Linked DNA regions of Homo sapiens: region 2 is linked to region 1. Evidence: read pairs that join two places in POLR2A ChIA-PET (ENCODE). Cell type or tissue: MCF 10A. All regions are shown on one strand. Each heading gives the region's core, and the rest is flanking DNA. Links, peaks and the distances in the headings are about the cores only. Region 1 overlaps RSL1D1 (ribosomal L1 domain containing 1). Region 2 overlaps ZC3H7A (zinc finger CCCH-type containing 7A).

Region 1 (5,329 bases), core at 330-5,329:
CGTGGCTCATAAAGTCCAAATTGGGAATCTTGGTATTTGAATATTAATACTATCTGTAGGCAAGAAAAATCGTAACAATTTCAGAAAAAAAAATGTAGGGAGTGCAGAACTTTCAAATATTTAACTAAATGGCAAGAATTCTTTGCTCTTAAACACCCATATATGGAAAATAGAGCAAGGGTTTTTTGGCCAGGTGTTACGAATAGGATGACACTTAGCAACTTCTTGGTACCCTCATTTTCGTATTTTCAAGGAGACTGAAATACAATGTGATCCTTTCTTTTTTTTTTCTTTTCTTTTTTTTTTTTTTTTTTTGAGACGGAGTCTCACTCTGTCGCCCAGCCCAGGCTGGAGTGCAGTGGCGCGATCTCGGCTCACTGCAACCTCTGCCTTCTGGGTTCAAGCGATTCTCCTGCGTCAGCCTCTCAAGTAGCTGGGATTACAGGCACACACCACTATGCCTGGCAAATTTTTGTATTTTTAGTAGAGATGGGGTTTCACCATATTAGTCAGGCTGATCTCGAACTCCTGACCTCAAGTGATCTGCCCACCTTGGCCTCTCAAAGTGCTGGGAGTACAGGGGTGACCCACTGTGACTGATCACCCGGCCAGTATTTTAGTTATTTGTAGAGACAAGGGCCGGCTATGTTGCCTAGGCTGTTCCCAAACTTTTGTGCTCAAGTGATCTTCCTGCCTCGAGTTCCCGAAGTGTGGGGATTACAGGCATAAGCCACCATGCCCAGCAGGAGCTCTTAAGGTCTGCTTGAATGGTCCTTGTTTTGCTGGGTACAGTTAGTTACATTTTATCATTTTTTTTTTTTTTGAGATGGAGTCTTGCTGTGTTGTCCAGGCTGCCGTTCAGTGGTGCGATCTTGGCTCACTGCAACCTCCGCCTCCCAGACACAAGCGATTCTCCTGCCTCAGCCTCCTGAGTAGCTGGGACTACAGGCGTGCACAACCAGGCCTGGCTAATTCTTGTGTTTTCAGTAGACATGGGGTTTCGCCATGTTGGCCAGGCTGGTCTCGAACTCCTCATCTCCCCACCTCTGCCTCCCTAAATATTGGGATTACAGGCGTCAGCCACCACTTCCAGCCACGTTCTTTCATTTCTGTTTCTGAGGCCCATTGCTCCATTCAGTAGAAAAGGGGCGGCTTGTAGGAGATTTGCCAGCCTTCCCATTATTTCCATCACCACGTCCCCCAAAATGCACAATCTAAGTTTAAAAGTGTAGCAACTGGTCAGATGTTGTGGCTCACGCCTGTAATCCCAGCACTATGGGAGGCTGAGGCGGGCGGATCGCCTGAGGTCAGAAGTTCTAGACAAGTCTGACTAACATGGTGAAACCCCGTCTCTACTAAAAATACAAAAATTAGCCGGGCGTGGTGGTGTGCGCCTGTAATCCCAACTACTCAGGAGGCTGAGGAACGAGAATCGCTTCAACCCAGGAGGCGGAGGTTGCAGTGAGCTGAGATTGCACCATTGTACTCCAGCCTGGGTGACAAGAGCAAGACTCCATCTCAAAAAAAAAAAAAAAAGAAAAGAAAAGAAAAAAAAGAAAATAAGAAAATGACCCAGCAGAGTTATATAACAGGAGATATTAATCATTTTAAGTGTTGGACTGCTATGTTATAATCTGGGGTTAAGTAGAACCACCTAAATAATTTGCCATTTTTTCTCTCCAGGACCACTATCCTGAAATAATAATCCCCATAACCAAATTTTATTCATGGTCTTTGATCAGTTGCACTAATTTCCTTAGGATTCAAGGATTGATGAAGGTTTCTCATGGCTCATAAAGTCCAAATTGGGAATCTTGGTTTTTGAATATTAATACTATCTGTAGGCAAGAAATACTGCAACAATTTCAGAAAATAAAATGTAGGGAGTGCAGAACTTTCAAATATTTAACTAAATGGGAAGATTTCCTGGCTCTTAAACACCCGTATACGGAAAGTAGAGCAACTTCTTGGTACCCTCATTTTAGTATTTCTCAAGGAGACTGAAATACAATGTGATTATATATATAATTTTTTGAGACGGAGTCTCGCTCTGTCGCCCAGGGTGGAGTGCAGTGGCGTGATCTCGGCTCACTGCAAGCTCCACCTCCCAGGTTCTCACCATTCTTCTGCCTCAGCCTCCCGAATAGCTGGGACTACAGGCACATGCCGCCACGCCCAGCTAATTTTTTGTATCTTTAGTACAGATCGAGCCAGGATGGTCTCGATCTCCTGACCTCGTGATCCACCTGCCTTGGCTTCTCAAAGTGCTGGGATTACAGGTGTAAGCCACCACGCCTGGACTTTTTTTTTTTTTTTTTGAGACGGATCCTGCCTCAGCCTCTTGAGTAGCTGGGATTACAGATGTCCACTACCGTATCGGCTAATTTTTGTATTTTTAGTAGAGACAAGGTTTTGCCATGTTGGGCAGGCTGGTTTTGAACTCCCAACCTCAGGTGATCTGCCCACTTCAGCCTCCCAAATTGCTGGGATTACAGGCGTGAGCCACCGTGCCCAGCCACAATGTGGTGTTTATTATACAGTTGGATTGACTTAAATACATTCATGGCATTTAAAATGAAATTTTAATTATTACGATTCCTAAAAAACAAATGAACTAAAACTCAATTACTTCCTTCAGAACAAAAACGTTACACTCAAATTTCTCCCATCAGATCTCATTTGGTTCATTAAATCTCCCTGGTGAAGAGGATGGATTCCAGAAACCCAGTGCCAACAATGAAATATCACCCTCATACTTGGCCCACGAGAACATCATATACCATAGTAGAGATTTCGCCCTCCTCTTGGCCCCCGGGGGAGACTACTGTTGGCTCCTAGCACTATCAGCTGGCTAGGAATGTGTATGCAACACTTCTGAAGCCTTGGAAACATAGTACAGAATGTACCCATTTTAGGATGATTCAACTTTATGATTTTTCAACTTTTTGATGGTATAAAAGCGATACATAATCAGTACAAACCATATACATACCACCATTTTTCAGTACAGTACTCATTACATGTGTCAACACTTTATTATAAGATAGGTTTTATGTTAGATGATAACACCAGCATCTTGCTCAATAAATTGAAGCCAGCTTTTTCAACAGAGAACATTATTAGAATGAAACTAGATGCAAGAACAGGAAAGTAAACACCTGTGTCATGTTCAACAAGACTGAACTACGGAGCAAAGAATCACACAGTGTTGCAAGATCTTGAACTGACTAGATGATAGGATTACAAAAACCACACAGCTATTGCTGGAAAATTATGTCATGCAGAGAACAGACTGGCACGATTACATATGTGGGTTTGTCCTACACAAACCAGACCTTTAAGTGAAACAAGTCTATCCAACCATCTTCCCATAAAACCTAGTTTCTATGGAAAACAATCAATTAAGCTAAACCCCCACATTTTAGATGTATATTCATTTATAGAAGCCCAAAAGGACAGTGGGGTTACAAATAATTTTATATTTTAGATGCTTTCATAATTTAAAAAGTTAACATTACAATTTGTGTTACTAAAATGCAAAAACAGGATTGGCATGCTGCCTCATGCCTGTAATCTGAACATTTTGGGAGGCTGAGGCAGGAGGACTTGAGCCCAGGAGTTCGAGCCCAGCCTAGGGAACACAGGGAAAACCCATCTCTACGCAAGACGTAAAAACTGGCCAGCTGTGATGGCATGCCCCTGTAGTCTGAGCTACTTGGGAGGCTGAGGTGGGAAGATCGCCTTGAGCCCAGGAAATTGAGGCTGGAGCTGTGATGACACTAGTGCACTCCAGCCTGGGGAACAGAGTAAGACCATCTCCCCCACTGCCCGCTACTCTCGCTACCAAAAAAACAGCAAAAGCAGGCTAGACTCCTCTAATTTCAGGGAGAGCTAGATGTTTTTTTTTTTCTCTTTTTTTCAGTTTTGCTCTGCCGCCCAGGCTGGAGTGCAGTGGTGTGATCTCAGCTCACTGCAACCTCCACCTCCCGGGTTAAAGTGATTCTCCTGCTTCAGCCTCCCAAGTAGCTGGGATTACAGGTGCCTCCCACCATGCCTGGCTAGTTTTTGTATTTTTAGTAGAGATGGGGTTTCACCATGTAAGCCAGGCTGGTCTCAGAACTCCTGGCCTCAAGTGATCTGCCAGCCTTGGCTGGGATTACAGATGTGAGCCACCACGCCCAGCCTCATTTTTTTTGAGACTGGGCCAGGGAAGGGGGCAGTGGGCCAGGGACTGTCTCTCTCTGTTGCCCAGGCTGGAGTGCAGGATCGTGATCATGGCCCATTGCAGCCTCTACCTCCCGGGTTCAAGCAATCCTCCCACCTCAGCCTCCCAAGAAGCTGGGACCACAGGCATGTTCCACCACACCCAGCTTATTTTTGGTAAAGATGGGGTTTTGCCATATTGCCCAGGATGGTCTCGAACTCCTGGGTTCAAGCAATCCACCCAGCGTTCCAAAGTGCTGGGATTATGTTGCGAAAAGCTGAGTGTTGGGAGAAGCTGAGGCAGGGCTTGCATTCTGACATAATGTAAAAGAGTCTTGGAATATGTCCAGGGTCAAGGGTCTAAAACCCCTTGTGGTCTTTGGAACACCAAGCTCTGTGCTAAAGGGTGGAAGGCTGCCCTGACGCACCATAATCTAAGCCCAGGGCATAAAATCCCTCGTGGCTTGGATAAAATCCAGGGCCTGTGGCTCTGGAATGTCTAGACTTGCTGGCTCCTTGCTCTCCCAGGATCGACTGTAACTTGAGTTAAAAGAACCTGCTCTCCATCATCTCAAGTAGCAGAGCAAATGCTAAACCATCACAGCTGTAAATCATGTGCTTAATGCAAGGTGCCCTTCTGACCTTCACATTCTCACCATCTGTTTCTTTGTTGGATTACCAATAAATAGTGTGGGCTCCCAGAGCTCACGGCCTTCACAGCCTCCACCATCCCGATGGTCTGCTGGTCCTACTTCTCTCTCAAACTGTCTTTTTCTCAATCCTTTGACTCCACTGGACTTTGTCACCCCCACGACCTGGTGTTGGGTCTGGTCACCCTAACAGGGTTACAGATGTAAGCCACTGCATCTAGCACCCACATTATCTTTGAAAGCAGTTGAGTCTTTGGCATGCAAGAACATTCCTGCACTGCAGTGAATCTGTGAACTTACTACTACGGATGCATACCAATTCACAACCAGTGAAAGGCCACGTACCTAAAAAGGTGTTTACTGCCTCAGAATATACTTGACAATTGTGGAAACGTTAGCAATCTACTCTTCCAAGATTCCTTGGAGTTGTCATACATAAGCAAATCCATATGGACTGAGGAATAAGGAGGAAGAGG
Region 2 (5,377 bases), core at 151-5,150, 51 kb before region 1:
TTTCTCAATAAATTCTGTCCCACTTATTTTCAATGACATGAGAAGTAATTTTCAAGTGGCTCAAAAGATAAATTAATTCAAAACCACCCTAATAGAGGAAAGAAAATACAGGGCAACTGTGCAAGTATGCAAAAAAAGAAAAAGAAAAAGAAAAAAAAAGTCCTATATAGAAGGGGTTGGCAAACTTTTTCTGCAAATGCCCAGACAGTACATGTTTTAGGCTCCATGGGCCATATGGTCTCTGTCAAAACTACCATATGTTGCAAAAGCAGCCACAGATAATACATAAACAAATGAGTGTGGCTGTGTTCCAATAAAGCTTTATTTGCAAAAAAATAAAATAAAATAAAATAAAATAAAAGGACAGCAGGCCAGATTGGGCCCACAAGGCCATCATTTGCCAACCCCTGCTACAAATTACAGTTCACAAGCCACTTGCAGAGCTTTCAAGCAGACCTTCCCGGAGTCATTACCGCATATTGCTCCTGTGTTCCTGGATATGACAGCGGTGACCTAAGAAGAAGAAACAAATTAACTGTAATTATCAAGCTCCTTATCGGGACCTGTTCAGCCAGAAGTCATCTTAAATCTGTGGTTCCATTAGCTTGCCACTGGTTCAAGGCATATTTCAAAGACTTCCTCCTCCTTTACTACCATTATTCACAGATGACTACAGTTATGGGAAAAAAAATACATATACATATATATATATATATATATATACTATTCCTTAGTATTTTTTAAGTACAACACTTTACTTTCAAACCTACTTCTATTTTTTAAAAACCCTAATTCTTCAACTGCCAAAAAAGAGGTTAAAAATAGTACAGAGCCACTAACAATATTTGATCCAATTTACTGCAGTATAGAGAGAATGTCTCCTTCCCAGGAAGGAACAAAGAGGCCCTTCTGCCCGGACATGTCCATCCAAACCACAGCTGTCTCATCATTGACATGCTTCAAGAAGTCCAATTAAACACTGAGCTTCTGAACAGACACGTCTGATCACAGAAGCCCTCTGTGCCGCCAGATGTTCATTTTCAGTCACTTTCCACTCAGCAGCACTGTTCATAGAACAAATTCAAATTTCTCAGTCTAACGTTTTGGGGGAGACTAACAATTGTAGCCCTAAAAGCCAGCAAAAGTAACACTTGCTTCCGAATGCAAGAATGTTCAAATGGACAAAAGAAAAAAATATTGCTAGAATATGGAGTTTCTAACCCAAATTAACTGGACCTATTAAACATGACTAAAGAGTTCTTCCTCTCCACAAAACATACATCCACACCAAAGAATTAGGACGCGGCAAGAACACAAGAACTCTGAAGCTCTTACTGTATAAACTGCAGTCCTTCCTTAATGTTCTGCTGCCTTTTTCTTCTCTCCTCGGACACATTGGACATGTTATCCCACACATCCACTTTCTAAATGAGCAATCTGGAAAGAAACAAGGCAAAAAAGCACATAAGGTACCAGGGTCCCTGGACTCCAATGAAAACACCCACAAATCCAGACCTTGTCACACAATCAGCTGTGGACACATCCATTTCTGACTTGACTCCAGGGTCCTGGACGGCAGGGACCGTACAGGAGTCATCTTTGTGGCTCCCCTGTGGTCCGGCACACCATAAGCACACCGTTTTCATATTCTTTTTTTTTTTTTTTTTTTTTTTTGAGACGGAGTCTCGCTCCATTGCCCAGGCTGGAGTGCAGTGGCGCGATCTCGCGATCTCGGCTCACTGCAAACTTCACCTCCAGGGTTCAAGCAATTCTCCTGTCTCAGCCTCCTGAGTGGCTGGGACTCAGATGCCTGCGACCACGCCTGGCTAATTTTTGTATTTTTAGGAGAGACAGGGTTTCACCTTACTGGTCAAGCTGGTCTCGAACTCGTGACCTCAAGTGATCCACCTACCTCGGCCTCCCAAAGTGTGGGATTATAGGTGTGAGCCACAGCGCCTGGCCAGTTTTCACATTCTTTAAGGCTGAATGGCTATGCAGACTTTGTATACCCCTCCTGAGCAGTCTCCAGGAAAAAGTCATGTCTCCCCTTCCTTTCCTCTTCCCTCCTTTGGCTTCAGGTTTTGTTTTTCCCTGTCTACACGCACGCATAAGCTGTCCCTAGAACAGTTCCAGCCTTGTTTTGCTTCTGGAAGCTCTCCAGAAATAAAAAGGTTTCACATCCGCTTGCCTCCGAGGGAGTCTGACTTCCTTGTAAGCCAAGTTTAAACCTTATACATATTTTGTCCCACAAACTTCCAAAATGATTATTGTTGATACAACAGATAAAATAATGATATAAAGTTACTTCCATTGGAATTTTCTGGATATTAAAATGTTATCCTCAATATAACACTTGCAAATGTCAACACATATCATTCTTTTGGGCCCCACCTCCACTAATCAACGTTCACCGAGCAGTTCCCCAAGTTCAAGGAGAGCCACAGAGAAGAGATCTGAGATAAAACATCATCTCCCAGTGGCCCAAACTAGAGTTCCTCAGGCTTGGCATTCTGGGCTAGCTAATTCCTTGTCTTGTGATTGCAGGACATTGGCAGTATTTCTGCCTCTACCCACTATGCCTGTAGCCCCTCACCCCAACCCCACTCACAACCAAAAGTGTCTCCAGATATCGTTAAATGTCAGGGTGGGGAAAGCACAATCAGCCCCAGTTGAGAACAACTGAGACCTAAAGTTAAGACAACATCTTACACATAAACCACGTATTTGGACCCAGGTGACAGGAAGGGAAATTCCACTCATGTTTGAAGTACATTGCTGAAATTTTTTAGTTTCATTATTGCTTGGCATTTACAGTTTTATTTTTAAATCTCATTTTTTTCAAAGTATAAGGGTGAGATGGGGGTTGGAATGTCCCAAATGCTGATAACTGGTGCTAAACCCTTTCTTCTTTGAAACACCGTCAGTTCTCAATATTTTTGTCCTATAAAGTTGGTACTTTACTGAAGTGTTTACATGGGAAAGGATATGACATAGGGGACTTGCTTTAAAATACTCCAGTAACAACAAAAAAGGGGGGGGCTGTGAGGTGGGGAGGAAACAGCAGAATGCTGATAACCAGGGGAGGGTGAGAAGTGCAGGGGATTCTTCAGTACTATTCTCTGGACTTTGTATGTGTTTGAAACATTACAAAATAAGAAGTTTAAGAAGTCCATGACACTAGAGTAAAATGGCACTATTTCTGGAATGTGCTTTTAAAACAGTTTAGCCAAAAGGGGGGTAGCTGGGTGGAAATAAAACAAGAATGCCAAAAATATGGATAATGGTTCCAGCTGGATGAGGGGCATGGAAGCTCATTCCACCCTTCTAGCTACTTGGACATGTTGGCCCATGTCCTTAATAGAAATGCTTTTTTAAAAAAATTTATATATTTTTTTAATTTATAAATGTTTTCTAAAAATTTATATGTACAAAATAATTTAAGGAAGCACTATTTGTAAAAGAAAAAGATTTTTTAAATTAACTCAGGCCACTCATGGTAGCTCACACCTGTAATCCCAGCACTTTGGGAGGCAAAGGCAGGAAGATCACTTGAGCCTAGGAGTTCAAGACCAACCTGGGCAACACAGGGAGACCCCCTATCTCTACAAAAAATTTTAAAAGAGGCCGGGCGCAGTGGCTCGCGCCTGTAATCCAGCACTTTGAGAGGCCGAGGCGAGTGGATCACCCAAGGTCAGGAGTTCCAGAGCAGCCTGACCAATATGGAGAAACCCCACCTCTACTGAAAATACAAAATTAGCTGGGCATGGTGGTGCATGCCTGTAATCCCAGCTATTTGGGAGGCTGAGGCAGGAGAATCACTTGAACCTGGGAGGCGGAGGTTGCAGTGAGCCAAGATCACGTCATTGCACTCCAGCCTGGGCAACAAGAGTGACACTCCATCTCAAAAAAAAAAAAAAAAAAAATTGGCAGGGCATGGTGGCTCATGCCTGTAATCCCAGCACTTTGGGAGGCTGAGGTGGGCAGATCACCTGAGGTCAGGAGTTCCAGACCAGCCTGGCCAACATGGGGAAACCCCATCTCTACTAAAAATACAGAATTAGCCGGGCGTGGTGGCACATGCCTATAATCCCAGCTACTACGGAGGCTGGGGCAGGAGAATCGCTTCAACCCGGGAGGCGGAGGTTGCAGTGAGCCGAGATGGTGCCACTGCACTCCAGCCTGAGCAACAAGAGTGAAATTCCATCTCAAAATAAATAAATAAACAAAAATAACAAAGATTAGCCAGGCATGGTGGCATGCACCTGTAGTCCCAGCTACTCAGGAGGCTGAGTTGGGAGGACTGATAGAGCCTGTGAGGTCGAGGTTGCAGTGAGCTACAATCATGCCAGTGCACTCCAGCCTGGGTGACAGAGTGAGACCTTGCCTCGAAAAAATAAAAAAAAAAGCAACCGGGTGTGGTGGTGCGTACCAGTAGTCCCAGCTACTCAGATGATGGAGGCAGGAGGATGGCTTGAACCCATGAGGTCAGGGCTGTAGTGAGCTACGATTGTGCCACTGCACTCCCGCCTGGGCAAGAGAGTGAGACCCTGTCTCAAAAATAATATTTTTTTAAAAAAACTAACCCAGTGTCTATCAAAAAGGAAATGCCTGAAGAAATTATAGGAAAAAAAAAAAAGATGAGGCATTTAAGTATCCATATGACCCATTTTGTTTTGTTTTGTTTTTTGAGACAGAGTCTCACTTGTCACGCAGGCTGGAGTGCAGTGGCACGATCTCTGCTCACTGCAACCTCCGCCTCCCGGCATCACACCATTCTCCTGCCTCAGCCTCCCGAGTAGCTGGGACTACAGGCGCCCGCCACCACGCCCGGCTACTTTTTTGTATTTTTAGTAGAGATAGGGTTTCACCGCGTTAGCCAGGATGGTCTCGATCTCCTGACCTCATGATCTGCTCACCTAGGCCTCCCAAAGTGCTGGGATTACAGGCGTGAGCCACCGCGCCTGGCCGTTTTGTGTTTTTTTAAAGTGACGGGTAGGTATATATATTGACATATGCTTGTGTAAACATAAAATAGTCCCAGATGGAATCATGGGAGACTACAGCAGTAGTAGAAGACTGAGGCTGGAAAAGGGGTAGGACGAGGTCTTTTCAATCTATGTGTTCAAAACTTTTGTTTTATTTGGAGCCACGTAAATGAATTACCTCTGTACAAAAATTAAACAAATTTTTAAAGTTTATGTATCCTCTGAGCCCTTCCTTGGAAAGATGACTTAAGGGACCACCGGGCTTTTGTTTGTTTTAGCTAAAACAGGGCAATTTACTTAGAGTTCGAACTTTAGAGTTCAGAGGAACCCAGAGTAGTATGCAGGATGCCAGAGCAGTCAGGCCAGAGGGAGGGAACAAAAGAAAAGGATGT

Evidence for each region. ChIA-PET counts read pairs that join two places held together with the same protein. Peaks named below come from ENCODE experiments on the same cell type or tissue, not always from the same donor. Only the 100,000 strongest peaks of a DNase experiment are listed, where the experiment ranks them.
Region 2: POLR2A ChIA-PET joins it to region 1 with 20 read pairs; 18 of 35 experiments call an interaction of 5 or more read pairs at or near these places.

Annotation. Positions count from the first base shown.
Region 1 is chr16:11,831,287-11,836,615 of GRCh38, forward strand. RSL1D1 (ribosomal L1 domain containing 1) reads right to left here. Exons shown (of 9, transcript NM_015659.3): 9 at 2,564-5,329. Among named protein-coding and RNA genes, the nearest start is that of BCAR4, 5.1 kb to the left of the region's middle. In MCF 10A, for the core only: no CTCF peak of the experiment used is centred there; DNase peaks (open chromatin) are centred at 2,825 and 3,215.
Region 2 is chr16:11,780,952-11,786,328 of GRCh38, forward strand. ZC3H7A (zinc finger CCCH-type containing 7A) reads right to left here. Exons shown (of 23, transcript NM_014153.4): 2 at 1,336-1,437; 3 at 474-513. The coding sequence starts at 1,403. Among named protein-coding and RNA genes, the nearest start is that of ZC3H7A, 14 kb to the right of the region's middle. RefSeq lists an enhancer at 2,727-2,786. In MCF 10A, for the core only: no CTCF peak of the experiment used is centred there; DNase peaks (open chromatin) are centred at 940 and 2,150.